Linked DNA regions of Homo sapiens: region 1 is linked to region 2. Evidence: read pairs that join two places in POLR2A ChIA-PET (ENCODE). Cell type or tissue: CD4-positive, alpha-beta T cell. All regions are shown on one strand. Each heading gives the region's core, and the rest is flanking DNA. Links, peaks and the distances in the headings are about the cores only.

What was found. Peaks named below come from ENCODE experiments on the same cell type or tissue, not always from the same donor. Only the 100,000 strongest peaks of a DNase experiment are listed, where the experiment ranks them.
Region 1: POLR2A ChIA-PET joins it to region 2 with 27 read pairs; 25 of 35 experiments call an interaction of 5 or more read pairs at or near these places.

Annotation. Positions count from the first base shown.
Region 1 is chr16:66,875,785-66,884,111 of GRCh38, reverse strand. It overlaps PDP2 (pyruvate dehydrogenase phosphatase catalytic subunit 2), which reads right to left and starts at 3,597. Exons shown (of 2, transcript NM_020786.4): 1 at 3,472-3,597. RefSeq lists a silencer at 3,144-3,323 and enhancers at 2,783-3,555, 3,804-3,883, 6,034-6,083. In CD4-positive, alpha-beta T cell, for the core only: no CTCF peak of the experiment used is centred there; DNase peaks (open chromatin) are centred at 3,641 and 5,811; H3K4me3 peaks cover 1,670 bases.
Region 2 is chr16:66,825,941-66,834,267 of GRCh38, reverse strand. It overlaps NAE1 (NEDD8 activating enzyme E1 subunit 1), which reads left to right and starts at 3,292. Exons shown (of 20, transcript NM_003905.4): 1 at 3,292-3,421; 2 at 7,488-7,591; 3 at 7,685-7,745. The coding sequence starts at 3,369. RefSeq lists silencers at 3,332-3,556, 3,538-3,597, 3,608-3,817 and an enhancer at 3,068-3,568. In CD4-positive, alpha-beta T cell, for the core only: a CTCF peak has its summit at 3,241 (motif pointing left); a DNase peak (open chromatin) is centred at 3,287; H3K4me3 peaks cover 2,087 bases.

The DNA of each region.
Region 1 (8,327 bases), core at 14-8,013, 50 kb before region 2:
AGCTCCGCCTCCCAGGTTCATGCCATTCTCCTACCTCAGACTCTGGAGTAGCTGGGACTACAGGCGCCCGCCACCACACCTGGCCAATTTTTTGTATGTTTAGTAGAGACAGGGTTTCACCATGTTAGCCAGGATGGTCTCGATCTCCTGACCTTGTGATCCACCTGCCTCGGCCTCCCAAAGTGCTGGGATTACAGGCGTGAGCCAAAGCACCCAGCCACAAATTTAATTTCTTAAAAATACTGACTTCTGAAAACATTTGCTAATATCCTGAACAAAAATGACTTAGAATAAACTATTTAAAATACACTAAACTCACTCTCACCAGCAGACTATAAGTGTTCATTTAAATATCTGCTTCGGGGGCCAGGCCTGGTGGCTCATGCCTGTAATCCTAGCACTTTGGGAGGCCAAGGTGGGTGGATAGCTTGAGCCCAGGAGTTCGAGACTAGCCTGGGCAACATGGTGAAACCCTGTCTCTCCAAAAAAATAAAAAAAATAAAAAAATTGCCAGGCATGGTGGTGTGTATCTATAGTCACAGCTACTTGGGAGGCTGAGGTAGGAGAATCATCTGAGCCTGGTAAGTTGAGGCTGCAGAAAGCAGTGATTGTGCCACTGCAGTCTAGCCTGGGCCTCACTAGAGAGGGAGTGAGACCCTGTCTCAAAGAAAACAAAAACAGGCCTGACGCGGTGGCTCACGCCTGTAATCCCAGCACTTTGGGAGGCCGAGGTGGGCTGATCACGAGTTCAGGAGATCGAGACCATCCTGGCTAACACAGTGAAACCCCGTCTCTACTAAAAATACAAAAATTTAGCTGGGTGCAGTGATGGGCGCCTGTAGTCCCAGCTACTCAGGAGGCTGAGGCAGGAGAATGGCGTGAACCCAGGAGGCAGAGTTTGCAGTGAGCCAAGATTGCACCACTGCACTCCAGCCTGGGCGAGAGCGAAACTCCGTCTCAAAAATAAATAAATAAATAAATAATCTGCTTCGGGCATAGTGGCTCATACCTGTAACCACTCCAAAGGCTGAGGCGGGAGGATCACTTGAGCCTAGGAGTTCCAAGACCAGCCTGGGCAACATAAGGAGACCTGGTTTCTACAAAAAATTTTTTTACAAATTAGTTGGGCATGGTGGCGCACACCTATAGCCCCATTCACTTGTAAGGCTGAGGTGAGAGGATTGCTTAAGCCCTGGAGGTCAAGACTGCAATGAGCTGTGCTCCTGCCACTGCACTCCAGCCTGGGCAACAGAGCAAGACCCTGTCTCAAAAACTAAATTTTATATACATGTATATTTCCCCACTAGTCTATAAACTCCATGACTCAAGCAACTATGGCTGCCTTACTCACCAACAGCTTTCCAGTGCCTGGCCCTGTACCCGGCACACACTAAGTCCTCAAATACTGGCTAAATATGACATTTTCAGAGGCCCAATAGCACACTAGCTGTGATACTATCTTGTGTAGCATCAGACACACTGCTGATGAGGTAACACTCCAGTTATCTATTGGTGGAATGGGAATATTAGTCTTAGAAGGTTTTGTGAGAATTTAATAAAATATGACGCTTCTGCTAAAAAAAAAAAAGTAGCTATTATTTTCATCATTAGGTATATACCCCTCTAAGTCATTCTGGGTATTTTTTGTTTGGTTTTTTTTTGTTTTGTTTTGTTTTTGAGATGGAGCCTGGCTCTGTCCCCAGGCTAGAGTGCAATGGTAAGATCGTGGCTCACTGCAGCCTTGCCCTTCTGGCCTCAAGGGATCCTCCTGCCTCAGCCTCCTACATAGCTGGGACTACAGGCATGTGCCGCCAGGCCCAGCTAATAGACAGGGTCTCCCCGTGTTTTCCAGGCTGGTCTCAAACTCCTAGGCTCAAGCGATCTTCCGCCCTTGGCCTCCCAAAGTGCTGAGATTACAGGTGGGAGCTACTGCGCACAGTCATTCTGTACGTATTTTTGTAGAGTTGTAACCCCAACTTTGAATCTGGCTTTCCTGATAAGAGTATTTTTTCACATCTGATGGCTACATTTTGACATAAATAATCACAACTTACTTAACTATTCTTTACGGCTGGAAATTTAGAGGTTGTTTCTACTACTTGCTATTTATTAATATAAAATACCAAACTGGACTGGGCACAGTGGCTCATGCCTATAATCTCAGCATTTTGGGAGGCCAAGGCAAGAGGATCACTTGAGGCTAGGGAGTTTAAGACCACCCTGGGTGATACAGCAAGTGCCCCATCTCTACAAAAATTTTTAGATTAGCTGGGCATGGTGGTAAGTGCCTGTAGTCCCAGCTACTCAAGAGGCTGAGGTGGGAGGATCGCTTGAGCCCAAGATTTCAAGACTGCAGTGAGCTATGATCACACCACTGCACTCCAGCCTGGGCGACAGAGCCAGATCTGTCTCTTTAAAAACAACAACAACAACAAAACCCCACCAAACTGTACTGCTTTATGCAGTAACCTTTTCTCTACTTAGGTTTTATCCTAGTTATTTCCCAAACAAGGAGTCAGTAGGTCCAAGGGTGTAGACTCATTGCCAAACTGATTTCCAAAAGCTTCACATCTGCCTCCTCAAGGGGGTGACGAGTTTCCTAGTCCCTTCACTAGCCCTGGTGGTACTTTTCCTTGGAATATAATAAATTAAATTAAATTAAATTAAATTAAATTAAATTAAAAAAAAAAAAACAGAACAAAACCTTGACCCATTATAATGAGCTTTTCATGTATGAATCCTGCCCTCGGGATCTCGAGATCATTTGTCGGGACCTCAAGAGTTCCCAGGACTGAGGACCGTCCCTTCACTCCCCCACCCCCTGCCAGCCCACCCCGCAGAAGTCGGTGCGGGGGCGGTCTGTCCGGGAGCAGAGGGCGCCTGACGCTCCGGCCCTGCAGTCAAGGCAGGCAGCGGTGCAGGGTGATACACCGCAGCCAGGACGCAAACCCTCTTGCATCCTTAAAGAAAACAGACAGGTCCCAAGTTCAAATCTCTGACTTCAGCCTCATCGCTAAGTGCATGGACTCCGGAGCCCACCAAAACCGATCTCCCTAGAACCCCGGCACGGCCGTACCCCAGCTGGGTGCCCCCGGGCGACCCGCTTGGTGCCTCTGAGCCCCGGCTTGCCAGCCTGTAAAACAGGGGCGTGCAGTCGGGACACAGAGCTCCAAGGGGTGCTCGATAGGCCAGAGCAGCTAGTGGGGTGCCCCGGTAGGCAGCCAAGGGTCCTCGGCGAGCCCGCGGGCCCACGTGGCGCGCGCACGTGAGTGGGGTGACCGTGGTCGTAGGCCCAGCTGGTCCCTCTCCGCCGCGGACCCGCCCCCTCACCTCAGCTCTCCCTCCGCCCAGTCACCTGAGCCGGTGCCGCAGGCCGGGAGGGTCAGGCGCCGGCGAGGCCTGGCGGGGAAAGAGGTGTCCACATCCCCCGCTCGTTACCTTCCCTACCTCGGACCCTCGCCCGCTTCTCACCAGCTGGCGAGGCCACAGCCGCCCGCTCCGTCCGGTCAGTTCAGCGCCTGCGCACAGTGCCACAACTGCGGCCACCAGGTCCTCACCTCACCCAGGCGGTCCCTAGTCAGGACCCAGCTCCAGAAGGAAGCGCCCTCCCGCCAGCCCTGGTTGGCTCAATTGCGGAGGCGGGCCCTTGATGGACAGAGGTATTGCCCAATGGCTAAAGAGGATGAGAGGCGGGCAGAAAGGCGGGACCCGGGAGGGGGCAACACCGCCCCTTACCCCCTGCCTGGGTGCTGAAAGTGTTCGAGCGCGGGGCCACAGGACCAGGCAGTCACGTGCCTGAGATCGCCAGCTACGTGGCCGCTACACTCTGCATACCCCGAACCCAGCGGCCTCCCCAATTCCTCACCGTTGTTAGAACACCTCACTGCTTCCTCTCCACTTCGGTGTCGACCACTCCAGAACCCTCTCTTGAGCGCCACACCCTGATGTCCAGCCACCTGGACACCTGCCTCTGGAGGCCCCCAGGCGCCTCAAACATAACTTACCCCAAACTCAGCTTTCTGCCAAACTTGCTTTTTCTCTTCTCTCCTAACCCAGTAATGGCCCCACCATCTGCCCAGAGACCCAAGCCAAAACCCTGGGAGGCATCTTGACTCCTTCCTCTCCCTCACCCTCTCTTTCCAGTTATCTAATGCTGTAAATCCTATCTCCTAAATCTCTCTCCACTCATCCATCCGGCGACGCAGCCACCCTATTCCAAGCCTCTCACTTGATTTTACGGTTTTCCCTCCTCCACCTTTGACTTGGTCCTAACCACAGAGCAGAGCAGCCAGAATGACGCCCCTCCCACCTTTTCTCGTGGTTGGTGGGTAGAGACAAGGTCTTTCTATGTTGCCCAGGCTGGTCTCAAACTGCCGGGCTCAAGCAATCCTCCCACCTCAGCCTCCCCAAAGTGCTGGGATTACAGACGTGAGCCATCACGCCTGGCAGAATGACACTTCTAAAACTCAAATTCCAAGGCCGAGTGCGGTGGCTCCTGCCTGTAATCCCAGCACTTTGGGAGGCCGAGGCGGGGGGATCTCCTGAGGTCAGGAGTTTGAGACCAGCCTGGCCAACATCACGAAACCGTCTCTACTAAAAATACAAAAATTAGCTGGGAGTGGTGGTGCGCGCCTGTAGTCCCAGCTACCTGGGAGGCTGAGGCATGAGAATCATTTGAACCAGGGAGGTGGAAGTTGCACTGAGGTGAGATCATGCCACTGCACGCCAGCCTGGGAGACAGAGTGAGAGTCTGTCTCAAAAAAAACAAAAACAGAAACAAAAACAAACCAAAAAAACCCTCAAATTCCTGCCCTAAAGTCTTTTTTTTTTTTTTTTTTTTTTTTTTTTGAGACGGAGTCTCGCTCTGTCGCCCAGGCTGGAGTGCAGTGGCGGGATCTCGGCTCACTGCAAGCTCCGCCTCCCGGGTTCACGCCATTCCCCTGCCTCAGCCTCCCAAGTAGCTGGGACTACAGGCGCCCGCCACTACGCCCGGCTAATTTTTTGTATTTTTAGTAGAGACGGGGTTTCACCGTTTTAGCCGGGATGGTCTCGATCTCCTGACCTCGTGATCCGCCCGCCTCCGCCTCCCAAAGTGCTGGGATTACAGGCGTGAGCCACCGCGCCCGGCCTCCTGCCCTAAAGTCTTTAGTGGTTTCCCACAAACCATTAAGCTTTGAACTGACCATTATATTGGCCTGCTACTGACAATTAACTCAGCACGGCTGGCGGCTGGTAGGTTGAGAGAGACAGCGAACCCCGACACCAGATAATCCCTCCGTCCCTTCTGGTCCTAACATTGTGGCATTCCAGTGATGACCTGCTTCCTTATAAATTATTTTCACAGAACTCTTGTAACTATGGTAAGTCAGATGGAGTCCTTCCCTGGAGACAGAGAAAAATGGGAGACAACCAGAAAAAGCCACTTGGAGCCCTGAGAGTGTGGTTTTCCAGAAGGAAGACACCCTGGCTTACCTGGGCAGCCTGGCCAGCCTCCTGGACCCAAGGACGTGGTCACAATAAAACTGCTCATGTCAGACTTGCCCTTGTATATTTATAGTTCCACTCACCCTTAGCCCTTTCCAGAAGTTCAAAGTCAGGACTGGCAATATCTCTCTTCCTGCATATTAAGAGGACTGTTTCAGACCCAAACTAAAAAAAAGTCTAAGGGTTTCTAATAAATGAGTGCAAGAGAATGCAAAAGCACACTTCTTCCCTCCCCCCAGCAGACAGGTCATATAGGGTCACAACGGGTTACCCTTCCGGACAGAGGCAGCAGTGTTTAATTATTCAATCTGCAGGTGTTATGGGTGCCCACAATGTGTCAGGCCCTGGGCTGACTGCTGAGACACACAGATGGCGGCCCCCGCCACTTTCCTGAGAAAAATTACATCATTCCACCAAGCCTGAAACCACTGAGTTTTTCTAAGTTACCACACACACCCACTTCCAAAGTAAAAATGCACCCTGGAGGATTTTATGTGCATTGGAACTTTCATTTCAAGGCTATAACCAGTTCAGTCACCCTATATAGGATGGCCAGCCGAAGTCCCTCACCGGATCTCTCAAGGCTTCCTTGTCCCAAGGTCTTATAAGCAAATACGATGGAAAAGGATTACTTCTCTCTCCTTCGAGAAAGGGAAAGCATAGCTCGATTGGCAGGTTTTTTTTGTTTTTGTTTTTGTTTTTGTTTTGATATGGAGTCTCACTCTGTCACCCAGTCTGGAGGGCAATGGTGTGGTCTCGGCTCACTGCAACCTCCGCCTCCCGGGTTCAAGCGATTCTCCCGGCTCAGCCTCTCAAGTAGCTGGGACCACAGGCATGTGCCATCATACCCGGCTAATTTCTGTATTTTTAGTAGAGAGGGGGTTTCACTATGTTGGCCAGGTTGGTCTCAAACTCCTGACCTTGTGATCTGCCTGCCTTGGCCTCCCAAAGTGCTGGGATTACAGGCGTGAGCCACTGTGCCCAGCTGTTCAATTGGCATTTTTAGAGAAAAGATGTAAAAATATTCAGCCTCACTCAAAACCAAAGAAATGGCCAGGCACAGTGGCTCATGCCTGTAATCCCAACAATTTGGGAGGCCGAGGTAGGTAGATCACTTGAGCTCAGGAGTTCGAGACCAGCCTGGGCAACATGGTGAAACCCCCCCATCTCTACAAAAAATACAAAAATTAGGCTGGGGGCGGTGGCTCACGCCTGTAATCCCAGCACTTTGGGAGGCCAAGGTGGGCAGATCACTTGAGGTCGGGAGTTTGAGACCAGCCTGGCCAACATAGTGAAACCCTGTCTCTAATAAAAATACAAAAAATTAGCCAGGTGTAGTAGTTTGTGTCTGTAATCCCAGCTACAGGAGGCTGAGGCAGGAGAAGTGCTTGAACCTGGTAGGCAGAGGTTGCACTCCAGCCTGGGTGACAGAGTGAGACTCTGTCTCAAACAAACAAACAAACAAACAAACAAAACAAAAATTAGCTAGGCGTGGTGGTATGCATCTGTAGTCCCAGCTACTCAGGAGACTGAGGTGGGAGGATGGGAGGATGGCTTGAGCCTGGGAGGCAGAGGTTGCAGTGAGCCAAGATTGTGCCACTACACTCCACCTTGGGCAAAAGAGCCAGACCCTGTCTCAAAGTAATATTAATAATAATAATAAATAAAAGAAAAAGAAATGCTAATTAAATGAACCATTAATTTTTGTCAGTCAACCTGGTAAATATTAAAACAGGGTTTAAATACATAACATTGGCAAGAGAGCATTGCCATCTTAGCAGGGAGTGTGATATGGTTTGGCTCTTTGTCCCCACCCAAATCTCATTTCAAATTGTAATTCCCACTTGTCAAGGGAGGGATCTGGTGGGAGGTGATTGGATCATAAGGGCTGTTCCCTCATGCTGTTCTCATAATAGTGAGTGAGTTCCCACGAGATCTGATTTTGTTTTTTTTTTTTAACAGAGTCTCGCTCTGTTGCCCAGGCTGGAGTGCAGTGGCGCGATCTCAGCTCACTGCAAGCCCCGCCTCCCGGGTTCACGCCATTCTCCTGCCCAAGCCTCCCAAGTAGCTGGGACTACAGGTGCCCGCTACCATTCTCGGCTAATTTTTTGTATTTTTAGTAGAAACAGGATTTCACTGTGTTAGCCAGGATGGTCTGGATCTCCTGACCTCGTGGAGATCTGATTGTTTATAACAGACAGTTTCCCCTGTGCTCTTGCTTGCCTGCCGCCATTTAAAACGTGTCTTGCTTCCCCTTTGTCTTCTGCCATGATTGTAAGTTTCCTGAGGCCTCCCCAGCCATGCGGAAATGTGAGTCAATTAAACCTCTTTCCTTTATAAATTATGCAGTCTCAGGTATTCTTCATAGCAGTGTGAAAACTGACTAATACAGAGCATACATGGAGGCTACTCAATGGGCATACCTTTGATCCACTAATTCTACTTATTTCAATTTATCCTAAAGAGACAAAGGTGAACATTACAAATTTTTTACAGTAAATATACATTACTCCATCTAGCATAACTTGTATAATGAGGGGGGGAAAAGCAAAACTATTTTTATTTTATTTTTTATTTATTTATTCTTTTTTTGAGACAGAGTCTTGCTCTGCTGCCTAGGCTGGAGTGCAGTGGCACAATCTTGGCTCACTGCAACCTCTGCCTCCTGGGTTCAAGCAATTCTCCTGCCTCAGCCTCCCAAGTATCTGGGACTACAGGCACACGCTGCCACGCCTGGCTAATTTTTTTGTTTGTTTGTTTGTATTTTTAGTAGAGACGGGGTTTCACCACATTGCCCAGGCTGGTCTCGAACTCCTGAGCTCAGGCAATCGGCCCGTCTCAGC
Region 2 (8,327 bases), core at 37-8,036:
GAGGCGACCACCACTGCGCCCAGCTAATTTTTTGTATTTTTAGTAGAGACGGGGTTTCACCGTGGTCTCGATCTCCTGACCTCATGATCCACCCGCCTCTGCCTCCCAAAGTGCTGGGATTACAGGCGTAAGCCACCGCGCCTGGCCGAATTTGCCTTTCTAACAAGTTTCCAAAGTGATGTTGATGCCGCTGGTCCAGGACCACACTTTGAAAACCAATAGCTTAAATGAATTACACCATGGCTTCCTGGTCTGATATATCTGGTTTCCACCCTCCACAACAGGGAGAACTCACCAGTGGGCCCTGAATTCTTTCATGTCAGGGCCGTCAAAAGAACTGTGTCTGATCAGCCTCCTCTGCTCCAGCATAGGCACCTTTACATGGTTTTACGGGTTGAATTATTATTATTATTTTCACTTTCATCTCTACAGAAAATAATCTAAAAATTAGCCAGGTGTGGTGGTGGGTGCCTGTAGTCTCAGCTGCTCAGGAGGCTGAAGTGGGAGGATTGCTTGAACCTAGGAGGTTGTGGCTACAGTGAGCCATGATTATACCACTGCACTCCAGCTCAGGTGAAAGAATGAGATCCTGTCCCCCACTGCTGCCAAAAAATAGTAACCAGACTCCAAAAGCATAGGCAACAAAAGCAAAAATAGACAAATGGGTTTATACCAAATTAAAAAGCTTCTGCACAGCAAAGGAAATGACAGAATAAAGAGACAACCCACAGATTGAGAAAAAAATATTTACAAAATATACATTAGATCAGGGACTAATATCCAAAATGTACAAACTCAGACCGCTCAATAACAATAAAACAAATAACCCTATTAAAAATGGGCAGGGCCAGGTGCAGTGGCTCATGCCTGTAGTCCCAGTACTTTGAGGGGCTGAGGCAGGAGGACTGCTTCAACCCAGGAGTTTGAGACAAGTCTGGGCAATATAGTGTGACCCCACCTCTAAAAAAATAATGATAATATTAATACAAAGCTTCTGGGCTGAATTATGTCCTCCTCAGAAGTTACTGAAGTCCTAACCTGCCAGTACCCGTGAAGGTGATCTTATTTGGAAACAGGGTCTCTGCAAGTGTAAACCAGTTAAGATGAAGTCATCAGTGTGAGCCCTGATCCAATGTGACTTGTGTCCTTAAGAGAGGAAACACAGAGACATGAGGGGAGAATGCCATGTGATGATGGAGGCAGAGACTGAAGTGCTGTGGCTGCTAGCCAAAGATTGCCAGCAAACCCCCAGAAGCCAAGAAGAAGCGGACGGATTCTCCCCTACAGGTTTCAGAAGGAGCATAGTCCCACCCGTGCTTTGATTGTAGACTTCCAGCCTCCAGAACTGTGAGACAATAAATTTCTCTTGTTTTAAGTCACCCAGTTTGTGGTTCTTTGTTACGACATTCCTAGGAAACTGATACCCTGAGGTATCATTTTACAGACAACACCAACACAAACCTTTTCAAAATCATTTACTTCTTCACGGGCAATATGACTAGCCTTCTACCAAATTTGTGGGTGTTTCCTTTCATGAAGTCCATAGGTATGAGAAACTAAGCAGTGAACTCTCATCTGCTGCCTTTTGACCTTCCTACTTTCCCGGAGTGTATTTTATTATCCCTTATATTTTACCTGTCCACTTGGAGAAGGAAATGTGACAGCACAAACACATGATGAGCTGGGAAAGCCTCACACCTCTGTTTCCCATCAGTGTGTTCCATGGGAGCTGGGTAAGGGCAAGGGAAGGTATGGGAAGGTGTACTCTCACCCTAGTCCAGGAGACCATGCCCAGGGCAAAGTGCAATTCATCATCACTGCATCATTACCATCAAACTGTGCCATCTCTCTGGTCCCCATCCTAGGGGATTGGGGGTGGGGATCTGTGTTCATTTTCACCTTATTTCAGGCAGTTATTAACCTGAAGGTGCCTGTAGGGTCTGCGAGATAGCAGGGAAGGAGTCTTCGTCTCCCTCACAGATGGTCACCTTGTCTTCAGCACCACCACCCCCCTCCCAATTGTTCTCATGGGGTAACCTCCTTCCTTGGCCTCCCATCCCCACAGGACAGCCGTTCTCTTCCTGAAAGGAGGGTCTTTTCAGGAAGTGGAGGACTTTAAATTCCTCCTTGGATCTATGTTCACAGTCTTCAGAACCCAGCCTGTCCCAACTGTCTCTCAAACCTTCTCAACCACTCCCTATCCTTCACCTGACCAAACTTACTCTAGCACCTACAGCTTGCTATGCCTTCTTTGCTTCCTAGAGATGGCACCTGCTGTTCCTTATGCTTAAAACACCCTTCCAGCTGGGCACAGTGGATCATGCCTATAATCTCAGCACATTGGGAGGCCAAGGCGGGCAGATCGCTTGAGCCCAGGAGTTTGAGACCAGCCTGGGCCATGACGAAACCCCATCTCTACAAAAAATGTACAAAAATTAGCCAGGTGTGGTGGTGCATGCCTGTAGTCCCAGCTACTTGGGAGGCTGAGGTGAGAGGATTGCTGCCTGGGAGGTTGAAGCTGCAGTGAATTGAGATCACACCACCGAACTCCAGTCTGAGCAATAGAGAGAGACCCTGTCTCAAACAAAACAAAACAAAACAAAACAAAACACTCCTCCATCTCCAAACCACATGAAACATTCTTGGAGAGGGGGACTGGGGAGGTTCTTCTGTGCACCCCTGAGCACCCTGCTTCCCTCTATCTAGAGGAAGGCCACATTGTCTGGTAAGTGCTTGTTTGCTGTCCCTCTTCCTTCATGAGACTAAACTCTCCAAGAACAGAGCCCTGGACTTGTCTGCATCTGCAGCAGGGAGCCCCTAGCTTTGTGATTCAAAATAGGCTTGTGGGCTTTTCATGAGAGGAAGAAATGGGTGAAAAATAATGATCATCAAAATGAAAGTTATTATTCATGCAAGATTTGGGGGGAGTCTGGCCTCCTGTATTCAAAATCTCATTTAAGGTCAAAAGACACTTGGGACCCATTTATCCCCACTGCACAGGTGAGCACACTGAGGATTTGAGAGGTAAAGAGTAGATCTCACAGCCAGTTAAGTGGTCGAAATACAAGTATGCCTGATTCCAATGCCCCAGTCGCCCCCAATTACTGCATGGACAGAGGGCAAATTGGCAGGCTAGCGGGTCTGCCTTTCTGGCCGATGGGGACCAAGAGCCCCAGACCCGCTCGGGTACCAGGGCCGCTTAGGCCCCGGCGTACCGGCGACGCGTGCGCAGTGCAGTGCGGCGCCCCCTGCAGGCAGCGCGCAGGAGACGGTAGCGGCGAAGGGGCGCTCAGTGCGCCTGCGCGCTTGTGGAGCTGGTGGCGGCGCTCCGCAGGGGCTCGGCTGTTTTCCGCGCGGCAGGCGCGGCCATGGCGCAGCTGGGAAAGCTGCTCAAGGAGCAGAAGTACGACCGGCAGCTGAGGTGAGCCGAGGCTCACCGAGCCGAGGGCGGGCCGGCGGGCTTTCCAGCATTCGGGCCGGGCCTAAGGGCGCGGGCGGCGCGGTCGGGCCTTCCTCAGGCCTTCTTCCAGGCTGGGCCGGGCCGTGCGGGGCGCGGGAAGCCGGCGCTCGGAGCTCCCGCCCTGGGCCAAAGGTGCTCCGCGAGGGCTGGGACCCCTTCCCCCGCCACGCGGTGTGCAGTTCGGGGGACGGGGTCCCCAGCGCCAGCCGGGTAGCTAAGGCGGCTGCCGGCCCCGTTGCGCCCAGGCTCCTCGTTTTCCGAATGGGGAGGCCCGGGGCGCACCGCATCCCGGCCGCGAGGGCGGCACAGAGGGTTAGGTTTTGTTCTCAGCCAGCGCTGTCCAATGGAAATAAAATGCTAGTCTCATGTGAGCCGCAAATGTAATTATAAATTTTCTAGTAACCACACTAAAGGTAAAATGAAACAGATGAAATTGATTTTTAAATACAATTTAACCCAATATGTCCAAAACATTACTATTTCAACACAATATAAAAAGTTCTTGAGATATTTTACTTAAATTTTTATTTTTATTTTTATTTTTGTTTTTGTAGAAACGAGGTTTTTGCCACCTTTCCCCAAGCTGGTCATGAGTATTTTCCTTTTTAAAACTGTCTTGGAGGACCGGCACGGTGGCTCACGCCTGTAATCCCAGCACTTTGGGAGGCCGAAGCGGGCGGATCACCTGAGGTCAGGAGTTCGAGACCAGCCTGGGCAACATGGTGAAACCCTGTTTCTATTTAAAAATTCAGAAATTAGCTGGGCGTGGTGGTGCGCGCCTGTAATCCCAGTTACTCTGGAGGCTGAGGCTGGAGAATCGGTTGAATCCAGGAGGTGTAGGTTTCAGGGAGCCGAGATCGTGCCACTGCACTCCAGCCTGGGTGACAGAGCGAGACTCCGTCAAAAAAGCCCCCCCAAAACTATCGTATAAATATTGTATTTTACACTTACCAGCACATCTCAGTTAACACTAGCCTCATTGCTTGTGCTCAGTAGTACATGTGGCTAGCAGCTACCTTAATGGACAGTGCAGGCCTAAGCCATCAGGAGGGTCCTTGGGTACTTCCCCACCCTTGCCTTTTCTCCTTGCACTACCCATTCCTTATTTATTGAGCGTCTTCTGTGTCTTGAGGCTGTGGAGATAACAAAGCTGCTCAGCTTTCCTCCTTCCTGGAGCCTCTGAGACAACAGAAGTTATATGTCCCCAAGGACTGGAGCTTCTGTTTGCGCCACCAGCCTAGTGCTGTAGTAGAGGCTTTAGGCACTTAGTTCTGAGAGTACCCTTGAAAGCAACCATTTCCTGTGCTTTACAGTTGGAGAAACAGAGTCTTGGAGAAGTTAGGTAATTTGCCCAGAGTTCCCCATATCTTTGAGCCAGGATGTAAACTAAGGCTCTTCTGGCTTTTTCGGAGGTACTCAGTTACATCCTGCTTCCAAGCTTTTCGGAGAAGAAACAGGGTAACAGTCCTTATAACCAACTTAGGTTTTCTTGTAAATTCTTGGAGTTCTTGTGTTTCTAATGCAGGTATAACTGTACATGACAGAGCTGAGAAGATAGTTGAGGTTACTAAGCAACTCTAACAAAAGAGGGTTTTTGCTGAGGGCATTCCATTTAAGTCCCAAACTTTACTTTCATAGTGAGAACTGGTTTTGAAGTGTCAAAGGGAAGCAGTTAGAAGCAAAATGCAGCAGTCAATAAGCCCCTCCTTACTTCACGTTAGTTGGGCCAGCAAGATAGTAGAGAGGACTGATTCATTTGGCCTATTCTTGAAACATGTTACTTAGAGACACACCAGGATTCTTTTTTTTTTTTTTTTCAGGGACAAGGTCTCACTTTGTGACCCAGGCTAGAGTGCAGTGGCTAGAGTGCAGTGGCAAGAACACTGCTCACTGCAGCCTCAACTTCCTGGGCTCTAACGATCCTCCTGCCTCAGCCTCTTGAGTAGCTGGGACTACAGGCATGTGCCACCATGCTTAGCTAACTGTTTTAGAGATGGGGGTTTGCCCAGGCTGGTCTCGTACCTCTGCACTCAAGTGATCCTCCTGCCTCAGCCTCCCAAAGTGCTAGGATTACAGGCATGAGCCACAGTGCCTGGCCTCAGTATTCTTTTTGTTTTATTTTTGAGGTGGGTCTCAGTATGTTACCCAGGCTGGAGTGCAGTGGCTGTTCGCAGGTATGATTATTGGCACACCACAGCCTTGATCTCCTGGGCTGGAGTGATCCTCCTGCCTCAGTCTCCCAAGCAGCTGGGACTACAGGCACACACACTATCTCACCCTGCTTGAGATGCACCAGTATTTTTTTTTTTTTTTTTTTGAGACGGAGTCTCACTGTGTTGCGCAGGCTGGAGTGCAGTGGCGCGGTCTTGGCTCACTGCAATCTCCGCCTCCTGCGTTCATGCGATTCTCATGCCTCAGCCTCCCTAGTAGCTGGGATTATAGGTGCGTGCCACTGTGCCTGGTTAATTTTTGTATTTTTAGTAGAGACGGGGTTTCACTATGTTGGCCAGCCTGGTCTCAAACTCCTGACCTCAGGTGATCTGCCTGCCTCCGCCTCCCAAAGTGCTGGGATTACAGGCGTGAGCCACTGCGCCCAGCCAAGATGCACCAGTATTCTTAAATTTACTCTCCAACTATCTAAGCATCCATCAACCATATATGTCAGGTGTCTTCTACGTGCCATACTTTGATGGAGAAAACAGGCGTTTACGGTCCATCTGGTTCTTCTAGGCGATTCCTCCATACATTTGACAGCTGTCTGGGCCCTTATGGAGCATACAGTGGAGTGGAAAGATGGATGCTCAGCAAACAAAAACAAATGAAGCCAGGTACAGTGGCTTGTGCCTGTAGTCCCAGCAACTCTAGAGGCTGAGGCGAGAGAAATGCTTGAACCCAGGAGTTCAAGACCAGTCTGGATAACATAGTAAGACCCTGTATCAAAAACAAAAACAAAAAACAAGGCAGTTGCTTGACATGCTCTGGAGGACATACTGACTACATAATAAGGGGTAATCTGCTTTAAATCAGGTAACAGGGAAGGCACATTAATCACTCTATTAGAATGTTCATTGGGTAATATACTTTAAAGCACTCCTGTAGAAGTTGATGTGAGGCTTTTCAGATGATAATTCAGTTTTCTTGGTAAAGCTTTTGCAGAAGTCACAGTAATAAGCCCTATGTCGAGATCTTAAATGCATCTAACTTAACTTAAATGCATCTAATATAATTTTTTTTTTTTTTGAGACGGAGTCTCGCTCTGTCGCCCAGGCTGGAGTGCAGTGGCGCAATCTCGGCTCACTTCAAGCTCCGCCTCCTGGGTTCACGCCATTCTTCTGCCTCAGCCTCCGAGTAGGTGGGACTACAGGCGCCTGCCACCACGCCCAGCTAATTTTTTGTATTTTTTAGTAGAGACAGGGTTTCACCATGTTAGTCACGATGGTCTCGATCTCCTGACCTCGTGATCCGCCTGCCTTGGCCTCCCAAAGTGTTGGGATTACAGGTGTGAGCCACTGCACCTGGCACATCTAACATAATTTAAGAATAAATGAAATAGGGCTGGGCACGGTGGCTCACACCTGTAATCCCAGCATTTTGGGAGGCCAAGTGAGCTGAGATCATGCCACTACACTCCAGCCTGGGTGACAGAGCAAGACTCTGTCTCAAAACAAAACAAAGAATAAATGAAATAGAAAACAGATGAGGGTTTAAATCCAAAGACGCTTTTTAAATGTTTGTTTGTTTGTTTTGAGACAGAGTGTCGCTCTTGTGCCCAGGCTGATAAGGGGCTGGAAGACCAAGTTTCTGTTTCTAATTTGACCCTCTCCCTCTTTTCCCCTAACCATTCAAGGCATCAACCTGAGTTCTAGATTACTGTATAATCACTATACTAATATCTGTTCCCGTCTTACCTGTATTCTGTGGTTATCATATCAGTCTATGCAAGGAAAGTTTAAAGATCACCATTCAAATAAGAAAGCTGTATTTTCATGAAAGTTTTAAAAACATCAAATTTGTGTCTGTTTTGTAGGTTGTGGGGTGATCATGGGCAAGAGGCTTTAGAATCTGCTCATGTTTGCCTAATAAATGCAACAGCCACAGGAACTGAAATTCTTAAAAACTTGGTACTACCAGGTAACGTAGGTTTGTGGTTGTGTTCTAAATATACTTCTTTAAGTTTATGACCTAGAACTATGTATTCCTGACTGACTCTGTTTTGGCTCTCAGGTATTGGTTCGTTTACAATTATTGATGGAAATCAGGTCAGCGGAGAAGATGCTGGAAACAAGTATGTTCTATTCTCTTCAAATATATTCACGTTAAGGAAGGCAAGGCCTGAGTCTTAGCTTCACCTCCTCAGTCAGGGTGACTCGACTCTCAGTGGAAATCATCCTTATGTTTGGGATTATGGTGAGGAAGTGAGATAATATAGGTAAAGTGCTAGTACAGCATCTGGCAAATAGGGCATTAATAAATGTTACCCATCATTACTGTCTTTATTGTTATTAATACAAAGGAGTAGTCGTTATTCCTTTATTCATGGAATATGGGCACTTCCTAAGCTCTTGTATTGATCCGTAGGTGTTAGCATATAATTAACAATAATGCCTGTTGTTTGTGATGTCTTTTAGGCTTAGTCTAGGGGTATCTCTCTTTACAGTGTCAACAAAAATGCTGTTTTAAAGATGGCCTGTATATTATTCTTTAAAGATTATATTTAGACTTTCAGAACATGCCCAAATTTGGATTTAAAGCTCACCTTTTCAGGGACTTGAAGTCTGGTATCTCTCATTGTGTTTGTCAGTAACAACAACAGTGAGTAAATATAAGGGAAACCAGCAATTAGTTCATATTTAGTTTTGATGCCTTT